Regions from separate parts of the Homo sapiens genome. Here region 2 is linked to region 1. Evidence: chromatin loops called from intact Hi-C (ENCODE). Cell type or tissue: IMR-90. All regions are shown on one strand. Each heading gives the region's core, and the rest is flanking DNA. Links, peaks and the distances in the headings are about the cores only.

The links. Peaks named below come from ENCODE experiments on the same cell type or tissue, not always from the same donor. Only the 100,000 strongest peaks of a DNase experiment are listed, where the experiment ranks them.
Region 2: a loop joins it to region 1, with 3 times the contacts of the local background. A loop is called at or near these places in 4 of 110 quality-filtered maps.

What each region holds. Positions count from the first base shown.
Region 1 is chr5:93,499,646-93,507,865 of GRCh38, reverse strand. The region is part of intron 4 of NR2F1-AS1 (NR2F1 regulatory antisense RNA 1); the gene reads left to right. Among named protein-coding and RNA genes, the nearest start is that of NR2F1-AS1, 77 kb to the left of the region's middle. RefSeq lists an enhancer at 2,166-2,666. In IMR-90, for the core only: no CTCF peak of the experiment used is centred there; a DNase peak (open chromatin) is centred at 3,915; H3K27ac peaks cover 402 bases.
Region 2 is chr5:93,570,989-93,578,408 of GRCh38, reverse strand. The region is part of intron 1 of NR2F1-AS1 (NR2F1 regulatory antisense RNA 1); the gene reads left to right. LOC124901026 (a long non-coding RNA gene) reads right to left here and starts at 6,727. Exons shown (of 3, transcript XR_007058871.1): 1 at 6,635-6,727; 2 at 6,397-6,527; 3 at 3,592-3,674. In IMR-90, for the core only: no CTCF peak of the experiment used is centred there; no DNase peak of the experiment used is centred there; H3K4me3 peaks cover 322 bases; H3K27ac peaks cover 1,132 bases.

The sequences.
Region 1 (8,220 bases), core at 1,965-5,964:
GATGTTTTATTATATTTATGCTTGGATATTGCCTCTGTGTAGGAATGCTATTAATTTTTTGTATATTGATCTTATTCCCAGTAACCTTGTTGAATTGTCTCATTAGTTTTGACAGTTTGTAGATTCTCTTGGATCTTCTGTATAATCATGTTATTTGTAAATAATAATTTTTATTTTTTCAATTCTTATACTTTTAAAACTGGTTAGGGGCTGGGCATGGTGTTTCATGCCTGTAATCCCAGCACTTTGGAAGGCCGAGGCAGGCTGATCACCTGAGGTCAGGAGTTTGAGACCAGCCTGGCCAACATGGTAAAACCTCGTGTCTACTAAAAATACAAAAATTAGCTGGGCATGGTGGCAGGCACCTGTAATCCCAGCTACTTGGGGGGCTGAGGTGGGAGAGTCGCTTGAACCTGGGAGGCAGAGGTTGCAGTGAGCCGAGATCGTGCCATTGCACTCCAGCCTGGGCAACAAGAGCGAGACTTCGTCTCCAAACAAAACAAAACAAAACAAAACAAAACAAAACAAAACAAAAAAAACCCCAAATCCCAAAAAACTGGTTAGGATTTCCTGTATAGGCCTAACTAGAAGCAGTACTAACACACATTTTTATCTTGTTTCTGATTTTAAAGAGAATGCTTTAAAATTTTACTATTAAATATCAGGTTAAGAGAATTTTCTTGTATTCTTAGTTTGCTAAAAGTTTCTTAATATAATATATGGATGTTGAATTTTTTTTCCTGTGTCTTTTGAAATGATCTTATGGTTTTTCTCCTAAATCTGTTAATATGGCAGATTACATTACTAAATTTAGCAATGTCAGTCTATCCTTGAATTCCTGGGATAAATCTTACTTGATTATGACACAGTTAAGTAGATATGTGTATGTAGACATAGACATTTAGATGATATAGATGGACACACTTTGCTTGACTAAATCAATTAAATTCATTAATTTATGTTGAATATTTTCATCTCTATTAGTAAATGAGCCTGCCTATAGTCTTTTCTTATCCATTTTTGCCACGTTGAGATTATACTAGTTGATATGGTTTGGCTGTGTCCCCACCCAAATCTCAACTTGAATTGTATTTCCCAGAATCCCCATGTGTTCTGGGAGGGACCCGGGGGAGCTAATTGAAACATGGGGGCTGGTCCTTCCCATGCTATTATCATGATAGTGACTAAGTCTCACGAAATATGATGGGTTTATCACGAGACTAAGTCTCACGAAATATGATGGGCTTGCTTGTTCCTCATTTTATCTTGCTGCTGCCATGTAAGAAATGCCTTTCACCACCTGCCATGATTCTGAGGCCTCCCCAGTCATGTGGAACTGTAAGTTCAATTAAACCTCTTTTTCTTCCCAGTCTTGGGTACATCTTTATCAGCAGCATGAAAATAGACTAATACAGTCAATTTGTACCAGTAGAGTGGGGTGTTGCTGAAAAGATACCTGAAAATGTGGAAGCGACTTTGGAAATGGGTAACAGGCAGAGATTGGAACAGTTTGGAGGGCTCAGAAGAAGATAGGAAAATGTGGGAAAGTTTGGAACATCCTAGAAATTTGTTGAATGGCTTTGAAAAGAAGCTGATAGTGATATGAACAATAAGGTCCAGACTGAGATGATCTCAGATGGAGATGAGGTACTTGTTGGGAACTGGAGCAAAGGTGACTCTTGTTACGTTTTAGCAAAGAGACTGGTGGCATTTTGCCCCTGCCCTAGAGATTTGTGGAACTCTGAACTTGAGAGAGATGATTTGGGGTATCTGGAAGAAGAAATTTATAAGCAGCAAAGCATTCAAAAAGTGACTTGGGTGCTGTTAAAAGCATTCTGTTTTAAAAGGGAAACAGAGCATAAAAGTTCCTGATGATTCAGTAGCCTCATGATGCAGTAGAAAAGAAAAACCCATTTTTCTGAGGAGAAATTCAAGCCAGCTGCAGAAATTTGCATAAGTAGCAAGGAGCCTAATGTTAATCCCCAAGACCGTGGGGAAAATGTCTCCAGGCCATGTCTCTAGGCCATGTCAGAGACCTTCACAGCAGGCCCTCCCATCACAAGCCTGGAGGCCCGGAAGAAAAATGTGGTTTTGGGGCCAGGCCCAGGGTCCCCATGCTGTGTGCAGCCTAGGAACTTGGTGCCTTTTGTCCCAGCCGCTCCAGTCATGGCTGAAAGGGGCCAATGTAAAGCTTGGGCTGTGGCTTCAGAGGGTGGAAGCCCCAAGCCTTGGCAGCTTCCCAGTGGTATTGAGCCTGCAAGGGCACAGAAGTCAAGAATTGAGGTTTGGAAACCTCTGCCTGGATTTCAGAAGATGTGTGGAAACTCCAGGATGCACAGACAAAAGTTTGCTGCAGGGGCAGGGCCCTCATGGAGAACCTCTGCTGGGGCAGTGCAGAAGGGAAATGTGGGGTTGGAGTCCCTACAGAGAGTTCCTACTGGGGCATTTCCTAGTGGAGCTGTGAGAAGAGGGGCACCGTCTTCCAGACCCCAGAATGGTAGACCACTGACAGCTTTCACCATGCACCTGGAAAAGCTGCAGACACGCAACATTAGCCTGTGAAAGCAGCTGGGAAGGGAGGCTATACCCTGCAAAGCCACAGGGATGGAGCTGCCCAAGACCATGGGAACCGACCTCTTGCATCAGCATGACCTGAATGTGAGACCTGGAGTCAAAGGAGATCATTTAATTTGACTGCCCTACTGGATTTTGGACTTGCATGGGCCCTGTAACCACTTTGTTTTGGCCAATTTCTTTCATTTGGAACAGCTGTATTTACCCAATACCTGTACCCCCATTGTATTTAGGAAGTAACTAGATTGCTCTTGATTTTACAGGCTTATAGGCGGAAGGGACTTGCCTGGTCTCAGATGAGACTTTCGACTGTGGACTTTTAGGTTAATACTGAAATGAGTTAAGACTTTGGAGGACTGTTGGGAAGGCATGATTGGTTTTGAGATGTAAGAACATGAGATTTGGTGGGACCAGGGGCAGGATGATATGGTTTGGCTGTGTCCCTACCCAAATATCAACTTGAATTGTATCTCCCAGAATTCCCATGTATTGTGGGAGGGACCCAGGGGGAGGTAATTGAATCATGGGGGCTGATCTTTCCTGTGCTATTCTCATGACAGTGACTAAGTTTCAGGAGATCTGATGGGTTTATCAGGGGTTTCCACTTTTGCTTCTTCCTCATTTTCTCTTGCTGCTGCCATGTAAGAAGTGCCTTTTGCCTCCCACCGTGATTCTGAGGCCTCCCCAGCCATGTGGAACTGTAAGTTCAATTCTTTCAATTCTTTTTCTTCTCAGTCTCGAGTATGCCTTTATCAGCAGCATGAAAATGGACTAATACCCTAGTCTTATAAGATGAGCTGGATAGCTTTTCCTATTTTTTATTCTCTGGAATATCATGCTTAAAATAGGGGTTACCTGTTTCTTTAAGATTTGGTGATACTTGTCTATAAACTTTTGACTGAGGTTTTCATCATATTTTTGACTGCTGAATTAATTTCTTTGATATCTTGAATATGTTCATGTTTTCTATATTCTTCTTTAGTCAAATTTAGTTTGTTTGTACAGAATATTCCAAAAGTCTTAGTGCAGTTTTAAGCTTAAATGACTTCAAGAGTATAAATGACATGGACTTATACAACAATGATCTGCAATTTATTTAACTTTTTTTGAATTTTATGGCTTCTGAATAACAAATTGTAATTTTTTGTTCCAATCAGTATTTGCCATATTTAGAGGAACTGAAACAAAAAATTAGAATTAAAAATTTATTATTAAATTTCTTTACAAGATTTTTTTTCCTCCTTTTTGTCTTGTGCAATTTATTTGTTGAGGAAACCAGCTTATTAGTCTGCAAAGTTTCCCACTGTCTTAGGAATTCCTAGACAACCCCCAGATTCAGTGACTCACTAGGAGGACTCACAGGACTCAGCATATAGCCATGCTCATGTGTGATTTATTATAGCAAAGGATACAAAGCAATACCAGTAAAGGGAAAAGGCAAATGGAGCAAAGTCTGGAGGAAACCAGCCACAAGCCTTGAAAAGTCCTCTGCTCATGGAGTCACACAGGATGAACCTAATTCCCTCAGGAACAAGTTGTGACAACACATGTGAAATGTCTACCAGGGAAGCTCACTGGAGACTTTGTGCCCAGGATGTTTATTAGAGGCTGCTTATCTAGGCATCCTCTGCCTGGCATATACAAAATTCCAGACTCTCAGAAAGAGAGGAGGTGTTTAGTTTAAACCACGTTGTACAAACTGTTTAGGCACAGTGACCTCTCTTATTAGTTCTGGGACTGGTGGCAACACTTCGAAATCCAAGTTCACAAGGCCAACATTGCAAACAGTTTGTTCTAAAAAACTTTTCTATTTCGAATTTGGGATTATAGAAGTTTTACTTAACATTTTTGGTTTTATGTTTGTGTTTTTTTCCCTCTTACGCTAAAACTCTTGGTTCCTAGTATAATAACATTAATGAAATTAATCTCTATTTTAATATCAGTGTAACAATACCAATGCTATTACTAACAATATGGTTACTGGGAAACAGTTTACAATTTTTTTACAGTTCTTTTGGTTCTTGCTGTATATCCCACTTAGAATTTATAATCAAATTACTCTGTTTAATGTCACTTGAAATAATTGTTCTCCATGTTTAAGCTAGCAACTTGATACATAAGTTAGTTTATTTCATTTTACTTTCAAATTTTGGGAATAGTTTTTAACATTCTTGATTCAGTTTTGCTTTATAATTATGTTAGAAATTTTTATAGTTTCAGAGTCAAAACTAGAAAATGAGGTAAATTTGGTGAAGTCTAGTTTCTATCCTTCTCACTTTGCCCTTTTCTCTCCTTTCCCATAGGTAAACAATGTAATTAGCTTTTGATTTATCTTTCTTTTGTGTCTGCTTTTAAAATGGAATTAAATTTGTATTGTTTTCTTAGATAAATGCAGGCATACTATTGACACTGTCCAGCCCCTAGTTTTTTTCATTTGATAATATTTCTTAGCAATTACACTATAACATTATATAAAATTCCTTACTAGCAGCTATTTCTTATCTGGCATGGGATTACCATCATACCATGGGCCCCAAACCTATCTTTAGGGTTTGATTGGTTATAGAAAACTTTTTCCTACCCAGAGCTTTTGGCAGAGAACTGGCAAAAAAACTGCTCTCCTGGGCTAGTGAGTAAATATTTTGTTTTTGCTTTTAATATCCCTTTTCAATGGAATAAGCCATCTTTTGAATATCTGAACCTTTTATTCAGGTACCTCAGTTATTTCATTCTAACTTCACTACTTACATGGGCCCCAAACCACATATCCTGTCCTGACAGATGGACCTTAAAACCTTAGCTACTGGCCCCTAGGTTCAGTTTCTACGTTATATGTTCTTAAGTTGTTATGCTGTCTGCATATACTCTTGTAACTTTGGCTTTGGGTTACCTCTTTGTTGAACCCTGGGTATTTCTAAGCTATATACCTTTTTTGGGGGTTAGATGTTTTCTAGCATTTCTCTGTGTTTGGAGAAAGCGCAGTTCACTGTCATGTTGCAAGTAGATCAAATGTGTTTACAGACATACCTCAGAGATATTGCAAGTTCAGCTCCAGACCACTGTAATATTAAAGTGGATATTGCGATAAAGTGAGTCTCACACATTTTTTGGTTTCCCAGTGCATATAAAAGTTATGTTTACACTATACTGCAGTCTATTTATATATGTGCAGTAGAAAAACATTATGTCTAAAAAAACAGTTTACATACTTTAATTTAAAAATACATTATTCCTAAAAATTGCTAACAATCATCTGAGCCTTCAGTGAGTTGTAGTCTTTTTGCTGATAGAGGGTCTTTCCTCAGTGTTGATGGCTGGTGACTGATCAAGGTTGTGGTTGCTGAAGGTTGGGGTTGCTGTGGCAATTTTTAAAAAATAAGACAACAATGAAGTTTGCCCTATCGATTGACTCTGTCTTTCATGAAAAATTTCTCTGTAGCATATGACACTGTTTGAGAGCATTTTATGCCACAATAGAACTTCTTTCAAAATTGGAGTTAGTTCTCTCAAACCCTGCTGCTGCTTTATCAACTAAGTTTATGGAATATTTCAAATACTTTGTTGTTCACAACAATGATACAATGTACATATAATAGCATCTTCACCAGAAGTAGATTCTATTTCAGAAAACCACTTTTGGCAGGGTATGGTGGCTCATACCTGTAATCTCAGCACTTTGGGAGGCAGAGACAGGTGGATCACTTGAGGTCAGGAGTTCGAGACCAGCCTGGACAACATAGTGAAACTCAGTCTCTACTAAAAATACAAAAATTAGCTGGGTATGGTGGTGGACACCTGTAATCCTAGCTACTCAGGAGGCTGAGGCAGGAGAATCACTTGAACCCAGGACACGGAGGTTGCTGTGAGCCCAGATTGCACCACTGCACTCCAGCCTGGGTGAAAGAGCAAGAACCTGTCTCAAAAAAAAAAAAAAATTCCCCCAAACAACAACAACAACAACAACAACAACAAAAACCTTACTAAAAAAAAAAACAACTCACTTTCTTTGCTCATTCATGAGAAGCAACTCCTCATTTTTAAAAGTTTTATCGTAAGATTACAGCAATTCAGTCACATCTTTAGGCTCTACTTCTAATTATAGTTCTTTTGCTATTTCTGTCATACATGCAGTTATTTCTTCCACTGACATCTTGAACCCCTCAGTCATCCATGAGGCTTGGAATCAACTTCTTCCAAACTCCTGCTCATGTTGATATTTTGATCTCCTTTTATGAAACATGGATGTTTTAATAGCATCTAGAATGAGAAATCTTTTCCAGAAGGCTTTCAATTGACTTTGCCCAGATCCATCAGAGGAATCGCTATCTATGACAGGTATGGCCTTACAAAATGTATTTTTTAATTAATAAGACTTGAGGTAGGGCGCAGGTGGCTCACACTGTAATCCTATCACTTTGGGAGGCCGAGGCAGGCAGATTGCCTGAGCTCAGGAGTACAGGAGTTCTGTACAAAAAATACAAAAAATTTGCTGGGCATGGTGGCACACACCTGTAGTCCCAGCTACTCAGGAGGCTTTGAGGCACTAGAATCTCTTGAACCTGGGAGGCAGAGGTTGTAGTGAGCTGAGATTGTGCCAGCATATTCCAGCCTGGGCAACAGAGCAAGACCCTGTTTCAAGAAAAAAAAATTTAGTAAGACTTGAAAGTCAAAATTACTCCTTGATCTATGGGCTGCAGAATGGATGTTGTATTAGCAGTCAAGAAAACAATGTGAATCTTTTTGTCATCTCCATCAGAGCTCTTGGGTGATCAGGTGCATTGTTAATGAGCAGTACTATTTTGAGAGGAATCTTTTTTTTTTTCCCCTGAGCAATGGGTCTCATTGAAAGGCTTAAAATATTCAGTAAAACATGCAGTAAACAGATGTACTGTCATCTAAGTTTTGTTGTTCCATTTATAGAGCACAGGCACAAAAGATTTAGCATAATTCTTAAGGGCCCCAGTGTTTTGGAATAGCAAATGAGCATTGGCTCCAACCTAAAGTCACCAGCTGCATTAGCCCCTAGCAAGAGTCAGCCTGTCCTTTGAAGCTTTAAAGTCAGGCATTGACCTCTCCTCTATAGCTGTGAAAGCCTAGGTGTCATCTTCTTTCAACCGAAGGCTGTTTCATCTACATTGAAAATATGTTGTTTGGTGTAGCCATCTTTGTCAGTGATCTTAGCTAGATCTTTGGATAACTTGCTGCAGCTTCTACATCAGCACTTGCTGCTTCATCTTGTGCTTTTTTGTTCTGGAGATGGCTTCTTTCGTTAAACCTCGTGAACCAACCTCTGCTAGCTCCCAATCTTTCTTTCGCAGCTTCTTCACCTCTCTTAGCCTTCATAGAATTGAAGAAAATTGGATTCTTGATGTGGATTAGGTTTTGGCTTAAGGGAATGCTGTAGCTGGTTTGATCTTCTATCCAGGCCCCTAAAGCTTTCTCTGCATCAGCAATAAGGCTGTTTTGCTTTCTTATCATTCATGTGTTCACAGGAGTAGCACTTTTAATTTCCTTCAAAAACTTTTACTTTACATTCGTAACTTGGCTGTTTGGCACAAGAGGCCTAGCTTTTGTCCTGTCTGGTGAGAGATGTGAGACTCTTCCTTTCACTGCAATATTTAGAGGCCATTGTAGGGTTATTCATTG
Region 2 (7,420 bases), core at 1,223-5,222, 71 kb before region 1:
GTTCCCCAAAAAGGCGATGAGAAGGTACCGCTCCGCTTGGGGAAAGGAATTAGGCTGTAAGCCTATAGTACCCCTTGCGGGCTGCTAGCATCAAGCTCAGCGTTAATCACGTTTTAAAAGACATACCAGACAAAGCTTGATCTCTCCCAGCTTGCCACCCAGTAAATTGTGATCTGGTGAGAGAGGAAGAGAAGCACAGATCGGTTTGGCTGCACATTCAGGGTTGACTTGCGTTCCAGGCCCCAGAATCCGGATCTAAGCGGACTGTCTGTCTGTTAACATATCCTCTCCCTCCATATCTTTCTTACCACGAGGCTGAACCATTTTTCACTAATTCTATGGGCTTTTTTTGATATTGATATCTTGGTCTCCCGAAAGTCATTCATTTTAGCTTTTTGGTAAGTCACACTGAACAAAAGTGGCCTTGTAAAAACATTTTCTAAATCTAGTTCAAGAGCCATGGGACCCTACAAATGATCAGATATGTGTAGGAAATTCTCTTTTATACCTCTTCCCTACCTCAAAATCGTTAAAAATGGTATTATTCTGTTTAGCAAGACCACAGAACAGAACTAACCCCGTTTTATCGAGCCCATCTGGAGAGATGAACATGCCTGCAATCATTGAGAAAAAGGTCAGTGCCTCTGATCTTGCTGCAGACCTTTCCCAAAGAGCTTATTTGAAAGGTGCTGAATCAATTAGTCTCCCCTGGCATGAGATTAAAGCCAGGAAGGACATAGTTGAAGATGTATTTAAAATGGTCTCACACAGATCTTTTGGAAGAAAGGGTGGAGAGAGGTGCAGGAATGCCCATCTAATGTTTTGTGATTACTAAAACACAAAACCAAAACAAACAAACTAAACCCCAGCCTATCTCAGAAATCTTTACCCCCAAGACTGAACCCAGCCTATATTGTGGCTGCCTAGTTGTAAAAAGTTCTGCCTTTATCAACAAAAAACCAGGTGGATAGGCCAAGTTAGGAGTCAGGCTTCTGGTGGACTGCCTACCCTTAGCGTGCACATATAGTCAAACCATGAACCCAACAGACTCCAGGGTTTACTATCGCTCTGGTAGCCCAGGCATTTCTTCTTTGTCACCTTTGGGTCGAAATGCTCAGAGATAAGTGCTGTACCTTAGTTTAGTTTTCTATCTCAAACCGGTCATTTAAAGCACGTGTTTTGAAAAAGAGAGATAAGGGAAGCACTTCTCCTTTTGGCCTAGGCCCCCAGTTAGAGGGCCCAGGAGAAGCAGCAGGAGGAAGGACGGCAGGAGAGCAAGCACTGACCTTTGGATGCAAATCGAGCCTTTTTAGAGGAGGAAAAGTGACAATCATTCTTAGCACACCAGTGAAGCTAGAGCCAAATATTTACTTTTTATAAAAATCAAGTCTTAGCTATCTAAATGCATTTATGCAAAAAGAAAAAAGGAAATAATTGAAGACTTTTATGTTATAAAATTTATTTATTTTAAATACCCAGCTTGAGTGAAGAATAAAACCGCATGGCTATTCTTTCCAGGGAAAATGGATTAGGTTTGGATGAAAGTTGAAGTTTTGAAATGAGTCTGAAGGTTGTTGGAGTACCCTGAGAATACAATCAACTGCTCTACATAATCATTTCCCTTAATAGTTACCTGTCAGAGCACCTATTTCTTCTACTACAGGATTAGCCCATCAGAAGTAGATCTGAGTTGGATATTTCACTGACTAAAGACTGCTCTAATATGTTTCAGTGTTTAATGTCACTTTCTTTACTGCCTATGAGATAAACTAGTGGAAAAGTATTGGCTCAAAAAGCCAGCAGGTCTGCTGGTGTTACCAGTCATGTTGCAATTGTATTTACCTATCAGAACGTTGATCTAAATAATAAACCTAACATTTCCTTCTAAACTGTCAGTGGAAAGATATATTTATTACAATGTCCTCCATCGTTGAGGAGAGAGGAGGTTTAGCTAAAGTTTAAATGAAAAAAAAAAAAAAGCACAAGCATAGGACACCACTGATATAAGCAATAGAACAGTAAACAATTATGCCCTTTGTTATGCTATATATATTTTATTTACCCATTTCAAAGGTGGAAAATAAACCTAGCCCATCTTTGGGGGGAGTTAATAAAGTATTCTGAATGCATGATCTAACAAAACTCGGGGATCGTTCTATGTTTTATTGTTACCCCCCTGCATAAAGTCTTCTGAAGCTGAAAAGAGAAAGGAAAGGGCTTTTGTGTTAGTTGATCCTTGGCTATTCTAGGGCTCAGGTTGGTGTGAAAGGGATGAGGAGGTCACTTGAAATCTCCTTTTATCTACTCTTATTTTCTCTCTGGATCAGCAACTTTGAATAGACATCATCTAATCGCTCTTAATGGAAAGAAACTATGGGAGCAACAAAAATGCCTTTACTCCAGAAGTGAATACATGCATGCGGACAGCTAGCTGAGCTTTCATAGAACTGAATCTCTGCACACATGTACTTAAAGATTTTTCAGTTCATGGATATATATGTCAATATTTCCCATACATGGGGGGCGATGATTAGGTAGGTTATTTTACCCTCATGCATAAGTATGCACACACGTCTACCTTAGAATTCTCTAACAAGCAGTCTAGGTGATACTTTCAGCTGACTCTTCATTTAGCTTTTTCATGCCCTCACTCTCTGGGCATATTTAAGTACTGAAAAAAAAAAGCAAACAATTAAGAACACAATGGACAGCTTTTTCCAGAAGTCATCTTATTTCCTTTCTGTTTTCAACTGGAAGTCACAGTGACAGGAGGATTTCTCTTCAGGGGGAGGAGATTGTGTGACAGGTGGGAGGTAATGGGGCAAGACAAGACCTTTACTTTCAATTTCTCCCCACAATTTTTTCTTTTTGCTTGGAGTTAAATTGGTTAAAATACAATAAATAGTGGAAAATAAGAGCCTGACATTAGGCAGTTTAAAAGTTTTACATGCTATAGACACGTCTCCAAATTCTTGAAGCTGAGCAATTTATCATAATTTATTTGAAATAGGAATTATCTTAGGAAGTCTCACATGCTGGTTAAAATGTCCAAGTTGTCTTCCAGGCATTGTTATAGTATTTACTTCAAAAAGAAAAACATCTCCCAGGACATTTAATATGAATGATAATCCAGAAAAGGACATTGGATTTCTAGGACTGAAAGCACTGGGCTTTACCTCCTAAGAGGAGGATGCTCCCCCCACCCCATGTTCTTCTAAGTAAAATTCTCATTGCTCCCAGAGCTTGGGACACTTTAATGTAAAATTCCATCAAGGGAATACTTGGTTACTAGGGATACAAGTTCCCATCTCAACCTGCCAACCTCTCTTCCTCTGGCTCCAGATCGCAGAGACCCTGGGCTGTCAGGGCTGGGACTTGGGGGACACCCCCCCAGGCTGCAGGCGATTGCAGTTCTAAAGTTTGAAGTTGGGTGGGGGAGGATTAATCCCTCTTTAACTCCTCTCCTTCCCACCCTCAATTCTGAACCCCAACGGATATGTTTCCCCGGGTTTCCTAGTGAATAGGAGCATAGGAGCCGCCCTGTCCAATAAAGATTAAATTAAGTAGAAGAATCCCAGCCGCTGGATATTTGGAAGCTCCGGTGGGGCGTCAAACCGACGTTTAACACATTTTTTCCACTCACTGTGCACAAATCCTGGACCTGTTGGGCTTAACTTTTAGAAAGAAAGGAAGAAAAAAAATATAAGAAAGGAAGGGGAAAAAAATCAAACAAAGTCACAGAGAAACCCCACTTTTAAGGGGAAAGTGGCTTTAAACTCAGAGTGGCTAAGGCAGAGGCTGGGCTTCCTGACCTTTCTTTTCTTTTCTTTCCACGAATCACTCCCAGAGTTGAAACCTGTCCCCCACTCCCCCAGGGCTCAGAACTTTTCTGTTTTGGCGGTCTGACTCTATGTTTATTCCTTAGGGATGATGTGGTGGCCCAGGGTCATGACTGGATGTGTGAACAAGGGGTGAGTTGAGAACCCAGTCGCTTTCTCTGTGGTGACAATTTCTAATTTTTTAAATAAAGGTTTTGGTAGCATGAACTGAGCAGTTTTCTCCGGTTACTGTCTAGCAGGAGAAACAATGGTTTTCTCTGCAGGCTTTCAGCCGCTGGACAACTAACCTTGAAGCTGAGGCCCAGTCGGGTGCCTCCTCCCCCGGGGGCCATCCCAGCCCCCAGATATCGGCTGCTCACTCCCACTTGCTCTTCTAGTCCCTGGGCGCAGTCTAGAGGGGCAAAAGGCAAGTCCCTTCGTGGCAAAGGCTTGTCCATGCAAACACAACATTGAATAAATTAAACTCAAACCAGCTAGTTGGGGTGTAGTAGTTTAGCAGGACTAATTGCAGACAATGGAGCTGAAATGACTTTTCCAATTAGCTGCTGGTTGGAGTTTAGTTGGAGGAACTGTCAGCTCCAACGATGGGTAATTGCTTTATTGCTCACAAAACTATCATCTATTTAGAACATATGTGCTAATTACTCTGGATGGGTGTCGAAAAAGAGACCATAAATCTAATAGCACTTAAAAAGGTCTGTGGTGCTTGTAAGCCGCCCCAGCCCCTTGCACATTCTCTCCTGCCCAGGTTGGCGTGATAGATGGCTGTCTTTCAGGAAGAGGAAGGTTTGGACAGGAGGCGAGGACGGGATGCTCTGGTCAAATCGCTTGGAGAGACAGCGTCCCGTGCGTGCTGTGCTGAGGCGATAAATCACTGTCATCAAAACCAGTCCCCTCTTTAGTCGCGCACTTTTCATTTTCGCAAAAGATTACTTTAGAAATCTTTTAATTGGATTATGCTGGGAAATTAATCTCCTTTAGCCTTGGTTAAATTTATTGTGGCCACTGACTGAAGGAAAGCCCTGTCACTGCAGTGAGGGCCATGTCCCCTTGTTCGTTTTTCCTCCGTCTTCCAGGATCTCCCAGTTGCGTGTGATAGTCGTGCCCCAAGTCCTCGGGAGTGACTGGAGTGAGAAAGGGTGGAAAGGCGCATCTGGGCAAAGGCCGCGGAAGTCCCCAGTGAATCCCCTTTGTCCTAAACGCTACGTTTCCGTCCCGAATTCCCTAATTCCATATCCTGCATCCCCACAGCACCTCGCCTTTACCAACAAGGGGTTCTGGAGGCCCGCTGCCGGGAAGGAGTCTGGAGTGGCAGGAAAAGAAAGTGGGGTGTGTCGGGGGAGCACTGCCAGCCAAACTCACTAGTTTGCCCTCTCCCCCGCACTCCCTTTCTGGGCCTTCGGCAGGGAGCTGCGGTCTTGCGAAGACTACTTCTCTGCGCAAAAACGCACAGCTCGTTCTTGGTGTTCTTCCTGGCACAACTCCGGAGTCACTTCCCCTTGACGTGCATGGCGCTTGAGGCCGCGGGTCTAGGGCGCTTCTCACTCCTCCTGGCTCCTCTGGCACCTGCGCATTGTCGGGCGGAGACCTCCCTTCCAGCCTCGCCGCCCTGCGCGGTCAGCCTAGTCCAGCGCGACTCCGGCAGTCGCGGGAAGCGGAGGATCCGGCCCCGCCGGCCGCGCCTCTCAGCGGGAGATAACAACATCTGCCTGAAACGGGATACCTACTTTTGCAGCTCATTTGAGCTCTTAATAGCAGCCCTCTGAGGTGTGGTTAATTGATGGGGATAAAGGCGTAATGACTTGACAGGGAGACGCCAATGATCCTTTAATATACTTTTAAAAGAACAACAACCACCCCCAAACACCGGCCTGTCTTTGCTCGGTGGGGGGAAAAGGCAGGGATCTGGAGTCTGGAATAACGGCGCTGGTGGTGTTTGTACCTGGAAGCGTCAGTGTGGGGTGAGCCCTGGCTCGCAGGGCTGGGGCACCAGAAAGAGGCCAAGGCGCCCAGCTCGGGCTGACAGCGCGTTGTTGCGTGGCTGCGGGGAGCGAGGAGGGACGGGGAGCCAGCCGAGAGAGCACCGGCTGACAGGTGACCCGGCCGATAGGCGAAGAGGAGCACGGAGCCGGGGGCATGTCGCTTCTCCCTGGGCTCTGCCCCTCTATGAGCCCTTCCCCTACGTGGGGCTGGATACCCACAAGCCGGGCGCCTCTGTCTGCCCGCCCTCCTTGACTAGAGAGACCCCGTATCTAGTTTGAGCGACATCATCAAGTGGCCGGCGGGAACAGGGGGGTTCCGCTGCTTGGACAACCTCAGGCCCCAGCGCCAGGACAGAGGCACGCGCCCGTGTGAGTGTGTGTACGTGCGCGTGCGCGCAAACCGCTCCGAAACGCACAGCTGGAGCACAGCAGCCCCGAGCACGTGGCTGTATTTAGACCAAGTCTGTCCAGAACCCCAGTGCCAGGCGTATTGGGATTTACCTGCGCGGCAGCTGGGTCCCGCCGCCCGGTCAGAGGAACCCCTGCGCACTATCCCACCCCAGACCTCCGCTTACCGTTTTCTCCTCAGTACCTTCCCTTTCTTTTGCCCGATTTCCCTTTGCTCAGTCAGTTCTAGCTGAGTCTCTAGAGGGTCAAATAAGTGTTTTTACTCGTCGCAGGTACCGAACTTAGGTTCACACAAATCCTAAAATGAAAAAAAAAATCATATTGCCTTTTCCGTTTGCAAAGGGGAACCCCCTCCAGATGTGAGCTGTGGTGTCCCTAGCAGGTTTTGCAAGTCTCTTGTTTTACCTTTGGAAAAAGATAACCTTGATGCTTCAGGTTTGAGCTCCCTCTGGAAGCAAAAAGAGAAACGACTCCAATCACCGTCTATATCTTATTGCATTGAGAGATAGCAGGTGTTTAGGCTGCAGCTATTGTCTGCCTTCCTCCCTGAGCTCACATAACAAGGATGAAAGAGTCTAAGGAACTTAGTTTCCCCAAACGCTCTTGCATAGGAGGGCGGGGAAACTTCGGAATCAAGGACTTAAAGAAATGCAATTGAGTCCCAACTCGCAAAGTGTGTCAGTCTCCATGTGGTTCCGTCCTTCCGCCGTCACTGTCTAGTCTCATCTAGTGTCGTTCTTCTGCTTTCTGTAGATCTCTAGGAACTCAGGATTCCCTGCCGCTTAGCCGTCGAGCTCCCGACCCCTCCGCATCCCTAGCCGGGAAGGACTGAGAGCTGAGCTCCAAGGTCGTGGTCTGGTCCTCAGGGATGAGGTCCCGGGTCCAGACTCTTTCCTTGGTCAGCAACTCCTGCTTAGAAGCTCCCCGCCCCGAATGGAATCGTGACCTGGCGCTAGGTCCCCCGCTGGGAGTGCCCGAGGCTTTCCTGAAGGCCCCAGGCCTTCAGGCCGCCAGGGTCCTAAGGTGCCTGTGGCGGCCCCTCGTCCGCCTGAGCCCTGAGATCAGCGCGGCCCTCGGTGCTGCAGGGCCCCAGGGCGGCCAGGAAACACCTGCCCGAAGTCCAGGCCCGGCCCCACTGCAGTCCAGGACCCTAATTCTCGAGTGTCTCTTCACGACCCTGACCCCGGAAGG